Regions from separate parts of the Homo sapiens genome. Here region 1 is linked to region 2. A link is an interaction called in ENCODE POLR2A ChIA-PET data of the cell type or tissue named here. Cell type or tissue: MCF 10A. All regions are shown on one strand. Each heading gives the region's core, and the rest is flanking DNA. Links, peaks and the distances in the headings are about the cores only.

Evidence for each region. Peaks named below come from ENCODE experiments on the same cell type or tissue, not always from the same donor. Only the 100,000 strongest peaks of a DNase experiment are listed, where the experiment ranks them.
Region 1: POLR2A ChIA-PET joins it to region 2 with 6 read pairs; 6 of 35 experiments call an interaction of 5 or more read pairs at or near these places.

The regions. Positions count from the first base shown.
Region 1 is chr1:221,700,401-221,705,788 of GRCh38, reverse strand. DUSP10 (dual specificity phosphatase 10) reads left to right here. Exons shown (of 4, transcript NM_007207.6): 4 at 3,112-4,365. The coding sequence ends at 3,377. Among named protein-coding and RNA genes, the nearest start is that of DUSP10, 39 kb to the left of the region's middle. In MCF 10A, for the core only: no CTCF peak of the experiment used is centred there; no DNase peak of the experiment used is centred there.
Region 2 is chr1:221,460,230-221,465,617 of GRCh38, reverse strand. All of the region lies in intron 3 of LOC105372932 (a long non-coding RNA gene), which reads right to left. Among named protein-coding and RNA genes, the nearest start is that of LINC02817, 130 kb to the right of the region's middle. In MCF 10A, for the core only: no CTCF peak of the experiment used is centred there; a DNase peak (open chromatin) is centred at 3,077.

The DNA.
Region 1 (5,388 bases), core at 316-5,315, 240 kb before region 2:
ACCAGAAAAGTGGATGGAAAGTAAGGAATCGGAGGTCAGAGCTGGTGCTACTGCTACTTGATCTACTAGCGCCGTTGAGCACCTTGGAAGCAATATCTAGTGAATATGACACCCCTTCCAAACATACCTATGCCTTCCGGTCACCCTACTAAGCCTTATTCATCCAGCATAAGGGGAGATGGTACTAGGTTTCCTTTGACAGTCTGCCCCAAACTCATTGAACTAGGAAAGATCAGGTTGTGTAGACGGAGTAGTTCCCAAGGAGGAAGTTTTAGCAACAGCACGCTTTGATCCCCAGAAGGAAGCAACTATTAGCCTAATCCTAATCTTAATTTCTGCAACTTCTATAGCCCCAAACTGCTATAAGACTCAAAATATCGCCGGGCGCGGTGGCTCATGCCTGTAATCCCAGCACATTGGGAGGCCGAGGCGGGTGGATCACCTGAGGTCAGGAGTTTGAGACCAGCCTGACCAACATGGAGAAACTCCATCTCTACTAAAAAAATACAAAATTAGCCAGGCGTGGTGGTGCATGCCTGTAATCCCAGCTACTCAGGAGGCTGAGGCAGGAGAATCGCTTGAGCCTGGGAAGCGGAGGTTGCAGTGAGCTGAGATCACGCCACTGCACTCCAGCCTGGGCAACAACAGTGAAACTCTGTCTCAAAAAAAAAAAAAAACACTCAAAATATCATTTTGGGAGCACCTGCAATATAGCAAAACTCAACATTTATTTTTTTTTACGTAACTTCAACTTTTATTACCATAAAGGGGTGGCCTAGTACTTTTCCTAAATATTACAGCAGGTTGTTATTCCAGGAAGAATACAGTTAAGTGGAGTGGGGTGTTCCTTTGTCAGAGAAAGAAAAAAACAGCCTCAGGTTTAACAGCCAGTGGGGTCTGGTGGATTTGCTGTAGTGTTGACATCTCTGGTCATTTTGCCAAGCTGTTTTCCTTGCTAATTATGCCGTCAGCACAGGACCATGGAATATTGAGTCTGAAAGGAAATTCAGGGTGATCACTGAACTTAGAGAAGTAAAGTGACTTCTTCAAGGTCATAGGAATTCTAGTGTCCAAGAAGGGGCCAGAATCCAGGGTTTTTGACTCCCAAGCCTGAGGCCTTTTCACAACACACTAAGGCAATGTTTATGATGCCCTATTAAGTAATTCCCAACTGGCAACACTGAGGATGCAGAGATACTGCAGATTCTTTATTAATAAAATCTGAGCCAAACCTGGAGCGCTGAGGAAGAAAAATTTCTCAACAAGCATATGAGGAACTTCTGGTTGATACATGATGTGATGTTATGACTGAGATTCCATCTGACTTAACTCCAGTTGGAGGAAGTTAGGAAATTGTTTTCTATTTAATGAGTAGGGTAAGATATACTTGTTCTAAGAGGATTTCAACTAAAGCTCCTTCTCACATTCCTTATAGATTATTCAGGCTTACCTGCCTTTTTTTTTTTTTTTTTAAGGAAAACAAAACCAATAACAAATAGCATTCAGCCCGAAGAACAACTCCATATCACAACCTGCATAGGCACAATTTTATTTTCATTGTTATATTATTGGATAAACTGAAATCTTACAGTCTTGCTTTAGTAAAAACACAGCAGGTTTTATAAACATAATAGCTTTCACTGAGAGTGTAATATAAGCTGAGCAGCATCTAAGTTTAGTGTTTATACCAGTTTATTTATTCCTGAATCAAGTGTGTGTAGTGGAACCGGTGGTCCAGCCAGGCACTCAGAAGCTCATTCTCTCACCACCATGCTTTCTGGTCTTGACTTGGAGCTAAATACCGTGTGCTGAAGGGAAAAAGTTGAAAAAGAGAGATGCTTACTTTTCTTGAAATACTGTTGACTATGAGAAGTAAACTTCATCTGTAAATTTTTAAGATGAAAATTTACATCAGGTTTTTTTTCCTTGGTCCACTGGTGGGTAGCCAGTAGATGTAGTTTAGGTGAAATCACTACTCTCTCTACCCCTTCTCCTTCCCTACCTGTTTATCTAATTGGTGTTCCTTCAAGGAAGCTTTCTTAGGGATGTGTTAGAGTCTAGAAATGTCATTAAGAATCTGTTCAGGTAGTGCCCACATGCTATTGTCCTGAGCTTTTAATATATTTGAAAACTTAGCAAGTCTTCCTCTTTCAATTGCTCTGGATTTTGAGCCATTGCTGGGATTCCTCCATCTTCTGCATTATTGCCACACTGGAATGTCATACATGGAAGCAAACGGGATTGAATGCTTGAGAGGTGACACCCTCGGCCTGTATACTACTAGCCTTTAGTTAACTTTGCAACAACTGGATTTTCTGGGGAGAAGCTGAACATAGTATCTTCCTAGTTAAGCTTTATTCCTTTAACCTTAATCAGGGTTTAGTAAGACTAAAACTCTTATCCATTTAATGCCCGTTCCTGTACAGAGCAATTCTATAGAATAAAGAAAGTGTTTTTTCTCTATTACAAGTGAGAGAGTTGTTACTAGCACTAGGTTTGTTAAGTCACACAACCGAAAATTGGAATTAACATCCTTAATCCAAAGAGGAACTGCATATATATATATATACACACACACACACACACATACACACACATACATATACATATATATGTGTGAGTGTATATTTTCATGTGTGTGTATAATTTTTCCCCTTCCTCTCTCCTTTTCCTTCATTCTTTTTTTTTCTTTCAGTAGTGTAATTCCAGAAAAAAAGAGAACAAGACATTTGAGAGAAGGTTCAGTGACTGTTAGAGTCGACTTGATCAGTAGCTTGTTCAACGTGAAAGTTAACTGTGTTATAGGTCTGGCTTCCGGCCACTGCTGTCACCTGTGCAGCAAACTGTTCCTATGAGCAATTCTTTCATTTAATCTTCTCTTTAAATGTAGATGTATAGCTTCTTGTTCGTGCTGATATCAACTTTAGCCAGTTCTGGAAGTTGTGACATAAGTATACGTAATGAACTAGTGGATTATACTTGGCTTTAAAACTGTTTTAATTCATTATTTCTATACAAAATAAGGCATTGCAAAGTTGAGATGAAAGTTTCTCTCTCCGTGCCTCTCTCTTCCATCTTCCCTTCATCTCTTGTCTTTCTCCCTTTTTTCAGAGGAAGCTCACCAGTGTGGGAAGGGGCTTCTCATCCACTGCCAGGCTGGGGTGTCCCGCTCCGCCACCATCGTCATCGCTTACTTGATGAAGCACACTCGGATGACCATGACTGATGCTTATAAATTTGTCAAAGGCAAACGACCAATTATCTCCCCAAACCTTAACTTCATGGGGCAGTTGCTAGAGTTCGAGGAAGACCTAAACAACGGTGTGACACCGAGAATCCTTACACCAAAGCTGATGGGCGTGGAGACGGTTGTGTGACAATGGTCTGGATGGAAAGGATTGCTGCTCTCCATTAGGAGACAATGAGGAAGGAGGATGGATTCTGGTTTTTTTTCTTTCTTTTTTTTTTTGTAGTTGGGAGTAAGTTTGTGAATGGAAACAAACTTGTTTAAACACTTTATTTTTAACAAGTGTAAGAAGACTATAACTTTTGATGCCATTGAGATTCACCTCCCACAAACTGACAAATTAAGGAGGTTAAAGAAGTAATTTTTTTAAGCCAACAATAAAAATATAATACAACTTGTTTCTCCCCCTTTTCCTTTTAAGCTATTTGTAGAGTTTATGACTAAATAGTCTGTGCAGGTTCATAGACCGAAGATACTACACACTTTAAACCAATTAAAAAGAACCAAAAGTAAATAGAAAAGACATTGAATCACCAAGGCCTGGGATCAACCTGGGCTGTCCACACAGAAAACAAAAACCCAACCAAACCAAGCCCTGTTGTGCTCACTGGTGCAAAGAGAAGATCAGGGCAGCTTAAGTGGTCTAAGAATCCTTCAGGCATTCTTTAAGGAGAAAAAGGATACCTTTGATTTTGTGTGTTTCATGCTCTGGATTTTTTTTTTTTTTCCTTCTCTGGGTTTAAGAGATTTTTTTTGAAATAGTGAGGAACTGACCATTATATGCCTTCACTGGCTTCTTGTGCAATAATATGATGTTTTAAGTGTGCAAACAAGTTAGAGCTGGCAGCTGAATGATAGACAAATAGTGCAAATTTGCCAGCTTGGAGATAGAAAGGAATTCAACAATATATCAAATACTTTCCTTCCCACCTTTTTCCTTTTTTTTTTTTTTTTCTGATTTGATTCTGGTTACAGTGCCATAAACCTTGTTACATATGTATATCAGAATGTAAGAAAAAAAAATTTATTTAAAAATATTTTTCGCAAAAAAAAAAAAAATCTTGGTGTGTTTCTGTTGATTGTGTAAAAATTTATTTTCATTATATAAATGAAACTGGTTTAGGATGTGTCTTTTTTTCCCCTCTCTTTTACCTTAACTCAGGTTCAAGCCTTTCTTAAGCTCTGGTAACTTGCATATACAACAAAGTTGAAATAAAACAGATTTTTATATAGGGAAAGAGAGATGAGGAAGGGAACATATCCAGTTTTCTCACTGTGAAACAGAGTTAGCAAGGAAGTGGAAGAGCTCCAGTATTGATCTGCCCAGTCACTGTCCCTTATATTCTCACAATGCTGTCATCCTCTCCTGCAAATATCATTCCTTTTGCATCGGGGAAGGCTTGCATTAAGGGGATCCCATCTGCCTTTGCGCCTTGGTGACCAAATCCCTGCCAGATTGATTGGTGAGAATTCAGTGATCTCCCTAGTGGCTATTTGATAAATACTTAGGACAATCTTCCATTTAGGGATCTTGATGTTCCTCCCCCCACCCCCCCACCCCATTGTCACTTGCTCACTTGGCATCTTTGGTGACATTAACCATGTAATGCGTTGCAGCAAATTGCTATTGCCTACTCTTTTCCCCAGCAAACTGAAACTCAGCTCCATACATGTGTACAGCTTCCTTATAACACTGGGTTAATGCATAGCTGGGTTCCCAATTCACTGTTGATGGAGGGTTGGGGGTATGGGAAAAACACAATGCAAATATTTTCTGTGTTTCATTAAATTAAAAGTCTAGTGGGACTTGGCCATAAGGAAGATTTATGGCAAACTGAAATTTGCCTGGGGTGAATAAAAGAGTTGAAGAATCTGGCATGTTGGATTCTATGTGACAACATTTGACATAAATAATTTTGTGTATGTTGGCTTGAAAATGTTAGGAAATATTTTTGACATTTAAAAAAATAGCTTTTCTACCAAAAATAATTTAAATTTTTCTTTTATAGAAAAGTGGAGACTGAATTTAACAGGAATTAACAGCTGTTTTAGATTATTTTAATAGAAAGTGTTAATCAGGTGAAAAGCAAATCTCTGCTTTGTGCTTTCTACTCCTCAGGCTAACAATTTCCTTGGTGTTA
Region 2 (5,388 bases), core at 223-5,222:
TGGAGTCCACAACCTGGCAGAAAAAAATGGAAAGTAAATAATAAATAGAACATATAAATGGGATACATGATATATTAGAAGGTAAAAAGCAATTTGTCGAGAAAAAATAAAATAAAGTAAGCAGGAGAAGAGTTTGGGGACACATTGCCATTTTAAAGAGCATTACTTAGGGTCAGCCTCATTCGTAGGATAGTATTTGATCTAACACTTGAAGGACATGAGGGAGTTAGTAGTGTGGATATCCGGAGGCAGAACTTTGCAGGCTGAGGAGACTAGCAGTGCATAAGCCCGATGGGTCAGAAAGGTGAGAAGCTAGTGTGGCCAGCATGAGTGGGTTAGAGGGAGACAGAGTACATATAATGTCAAGGAGCTAATGATGGCCAGATCCCACAGGGCATTTTAGACCAATATGAAGACTTAACTTTTACTCTAAGTGAAATGGAAAGTCACTGGAAAATTTTGAACATAGGAATGACATGATCTGACTTAAAGATTCTTCATGTAGAGAGACTGGATAACAGAGGGACAAGGTGATCAGCAAGGTGGTGACCGTAGAAGTCTGGAGAGAGATGCTGATGAGTTAGAATCATGTTGTAAGTGGTGGAGGTAGTAAGATATAATGCAGTTTTGTTATATTTTGAATGTACAACCATCAGGAATTTTTGACAATGAGAAATAGGACATGAGAGAAAGAGATGAGTGAAGGATAATACTAAGATTTTTATTTTGAGACACTGGATGCAGGGGAAGGGTGTAGGAGGAGCAAATGTAGAAGGAAGATCTGGAATTCAGTTTTGGACATCCTGAACTTAAAATGTCAGTTAGACAACCCCAGTGAAACTGTTGCCTCGATCATTGGATATTCCAATCTGGAATGAAGGAGTAAAGTCTGGACTTGTGATATACATTTTAAACCATCAGATTGGATGAGATCAACAAAGGAGTGAATGAAGCTAAAACAAAGAGATGAGTTACAAGAATTGACTCCAAAGTACTTCAACATAAAGGGGTAAAGAAAACAAAGAGAAACTAGCAAAGGAGATTTGGAAGAAGTATTCAGAAGGTAGGAAGAAAGCCAAGGATATATTATTTCAGAAGTAGAGAAGATATTTCAAAAGGTGGAAATAATCAATCAATCATCTCAAATCCTGTCAGTTGGCCAAGTTAGATGAGATCAATGATAATTGACCATTGAATTTGGCAATAAGGAGTCCAATGGTTACCTTAATAAGGCATTTTCTGTGAAAAGGTAGAGGTAAAAACTCAACTACGGAGTGGAAGGAAATGGAACAGCCAGTGTAGAAAACAGCTCTTAGAGGGGTTTTGTTGCACTGGGAAGCTGAGTGAATTAAGAAGGTGCTATTTTAAGATGGAAATAATCCAGGAAAGAGGGATACAAGAGACAGCAGAATTGCTGGAGGAAAACCCTTGAGTGGGCCAAAGGAATTGCCTCTAGATAGGAATAAAAGTTGTCTTTTTCCCCTCTTGAATTCCTTTTGGGATCATTCCACTAGCTTCAACAATGATACATCTCCTTTACTAAAAATGGAGAGGTGGGCTCTCTTTGAATAACTATCAGTATCACAAAATGGTTGATGATTTATCTTTGTTTGTGACATTAATTAAGGAGCTTAGTGGTTATTTCTTGTGAGTGGCAGGAGAAGATATAATGACGGACCAATTAATTCTATTTTTCAAAGCACCATATTCAGACACCAGCTACTACATAGTTGTGTGTTCTGGGTCACAAAATAGACCAGATGGAGACAGTGTGTGTAGATCAGTGCCAAATTCTACATGCAACTGGAAAAATGATTGCAAAGCACTTATTTTGCTAATAGTTTGACAGTATATTTATCTTCACATATATTAACAATTGTTATTATTATGAGCAAATCTAGTATGACTATGGAAACTCTTTTCAAATATTTTCCAGCTTGCCCAGATCACACTTCCATTCCCACAGCAAGATCTTGATATTTCTGATCACATTGCATTTTCCTAACTCCTGCAATTTCTTCCAGTTGCAACTCCTCCCACCCTATTTCAATGTCCTAGTTAAATTTACCATCTGCGGAGCCTTCCATGATCATCACACCAATGTGAACTCTTCTCAAGACTTCTAGAGCTTTTTTTGTATAGCACTCATTCAGCATTTGTAATGTGATACTTTGCTTTAGTTGTGTGTATAATTATTAAAAGTTTTCTCCTACTAGATTCAAAGCCCTTGAAATATAAGAATATAACATTAATTAATATACTCTAAAACCCCTTATCTAGTAAATATTCACAGATATATATACATATATATAAAATAAATGAATGAAGAAAGGAAGAAATACACTTCTATAAAGGTAATGGTGATCATAATTTTGCCAATAATATAAACAAAATCTGCTAAAGGGGCTTGTACAAATAAAATGTGAATTTTATCTGTATAAAATCTCTGGCTTTGGCTAAAGAGAAAGTGCCTAGAATGTCTTATCATCTTTTTTGCATTTCATTTAAGGGAGGATTCATTATTAAAGCACAGTGAGGATAGCTAAGAGCTTTTTATCAAGTTATATTTCAAGCTGATTATTTTCAGCAATTACTGAACTGGGGGGAGGAAGGTGGTGGGGAAGGAAATGTGGTAGAGAGGAAATTCTTTAAAGTAATGATTGACATCAGAAACTGGTTAGATGATCTAAAACAATAACACTTTTCAGCAATAGTGCTCTTCTTTCAGAATCATAAACTAACAGTCAATTGGCGAAGTAGAACACGGGAATTCTCTGAGCTTTCAGAGCCAGTTCTTTCTGTCAGTTACCTGTGGTGTTCATTAGTAGTACCTCCTAGGTCTGCACATGCAATAAGCACTTACTGAGCATTTAGTATGTTCCAGACATTGTTATGAGCACTTTTTAAGATGTATGACATATTTAATCACTGCCACAAATGTATGAAGTAGGAACTGTTACTATCCCATGTTACTGATCCCAGAACTAAGGCAGAGAGATGTTGCATAACCTGTCTAAAATTACAAGGCTTGTAAAAGGCAACCAGCCCCTAAGAGTCTGACCACTGGCCGTACAGGGCCTCAAAGTTTCTGGCAGACTTACTATTCCAAGCAAGTTAGAACAAGCCTGAGCATTTGGTCATAACCAGTCATTCTCCTTTCTCCAAATCAAACCCCTAGTTAATATTAGGGCAAGAGAAGGAGATCTGAGGAGAATAAGCAATAACATAAAATTTAAAAAATTGAGTAAAGTAGAATAAAATAAATTCATTTATTGAGGCTGTGTAAGTAGGGTGCCTAATTTCTCTCCTGTCCATAAGGGGAGGCTTTTACAGGGGTGGGTGATGACAGAGTCAAGGAAGCCTTAGAATGTGTTGTGCATGATTTCCCACAATTTTAGAGGTTGGTAGGTTAGCTAGTCCTGGGTACTTGCAACTAACAAGATTAGAATGTGTGTTTAGTTGTATTTCCCACGTCTCTGCAGAAAAACTTCTTTCAAGGGAAATGTGATGACCTCAATCTTAAAGCAATCACTTTCTTTAGAAAATATTATTATCGAATTAGTCAGGCCTCATTCCCATGGCACTCAATAGGAGGGCAGGATCTTTCACACTTGAATAGTGTGTAATGGGGTCTCCACAGGACAAAAGGAGTTTATTACCAGAAGAATGTTAAAGAGAAGGTATGCTGGATAAAGAAAACCTGTAAATAGCATATAGTCCTTTACATGTATTCCTGGTGAGAAAGGATGAAGGTTTGAAATAAGGGATAATATAAACAGGGGAAGAGGTGCTCAACATCTTAGTCACTAGGTTAAAGCCAATCGGTAAAGTACAATGAGATCCATGCCACACACTCACTAGAATGGTTAAAATAAAAAAGCTGCAAATAACAAGCATTAGCTAGGACGTAGAGAAACTGGAGGCTCATGCATTGCTGGCAGGAAGAAATGGTACAGCCATTTTAGAAAAGAGTTTGTCAGTTTCTTAAAAAATTAAACATATATTCATCACATGACCCAGCAATTCTACTCCTATATATCTAGCAAGAGAAATGAAAACATACGCCCACAAAAAGATAGGTACACAGATATTTATAACAGCATTATTTATAGCAGCCCCAAACTAGAAACAACCAAAATGCCCATCAATGGATACATAGACAGACAAATTGTGGTATAGCCATAAAATGGAATACTATTCAGCAATAAAAAAACAAGGTAATGACACACGTTGCAACATAGCTGAATCTCAACAACATCACGCTAAGTGAAAGAAGCCAGATGCAAAAGACCACCTGATTCTATTTATATGAAATGTCCAGAAAAGGCAACCCATAGAGACAGAAGGTAGTTCCATGGTTGTCAGAGACTCAGCAAGTGGGGATTAATTGCAACTGTGCCCCAGGGAACTTTTGGGGAAGGGAAAGTGTTCTAAATCGGGATTGTGGGGACTGTTGCACAAATGTATAATTTTACTCAAACTAATCAAACTTTACACTTACAATGGGTAGATTTCTGGTTTTTAAATTCGTAGGTTGGTGCAAAAGTTATTGCAATTTTTGCCATTACTTTTAATGGCAATTTCAATATTTCAATAAAGCGATTTTAAAATGATGTCAGGGGAGAAGTGAATAAGATGTATTTGAAAGAAGCAGGAAAAGAAGAATATAGAAGATTCCAGACTCAGTGGCTGGTTTTCTGTGAAGGACAAGTGAGAAGAATTTAAGGTGACTTTGTGGTGATGCTTAACAAATACAAGAATGATACCAAGTAAGTGCTCAAAGAAACAACAGTAAAACTAAGTCTATATGATCCTCTTCATTTTATAAGCAAAGCAACTCTCTTTTTCTAGTCCCTTAAAAGTTTAGGATTGGAAGAAATTTCATGGCTTCATTTTCTTAGCTCTCACCAGAGTCTTGATTCTTTAAAAGAAACACTTCCAGAATGTCTGATACAAAGAAAACTAAGAGCATGTTAATTCTCAGGAAAGGCTCTGCTAGTAAGGGTTATGTTTTATTTTAGGAGCACAGAGGCTAAGATACCTTTAGAAACCTTGGCCCACTGGGGACATAATAAACCTCTTCTTTTTTTAGCCTCTTCCCTGAAGTAATCAAAGCTTCTTCTCACTGTTACATGAGTTAAACAGTACAATATCTCAGAGAGAGAAATTTCTACTTATACATCAGTTAATCCTACCATTTCTGATGATTTAGTTTGGAAGAAAGCTAGCTTTCCCTATGAAGACTAGATTTCAAAAAGGATATTCTTCTAAATTTTTGGTTTTTTGTTCAAGAAAAACTCAGTACCTGACTGCTTTCCCCAAAGCTTCCCCAAGTTAATTTTTCATTAGCCTATGGATGAGTGTAGTCTGACTACAAAGCTACCTAGA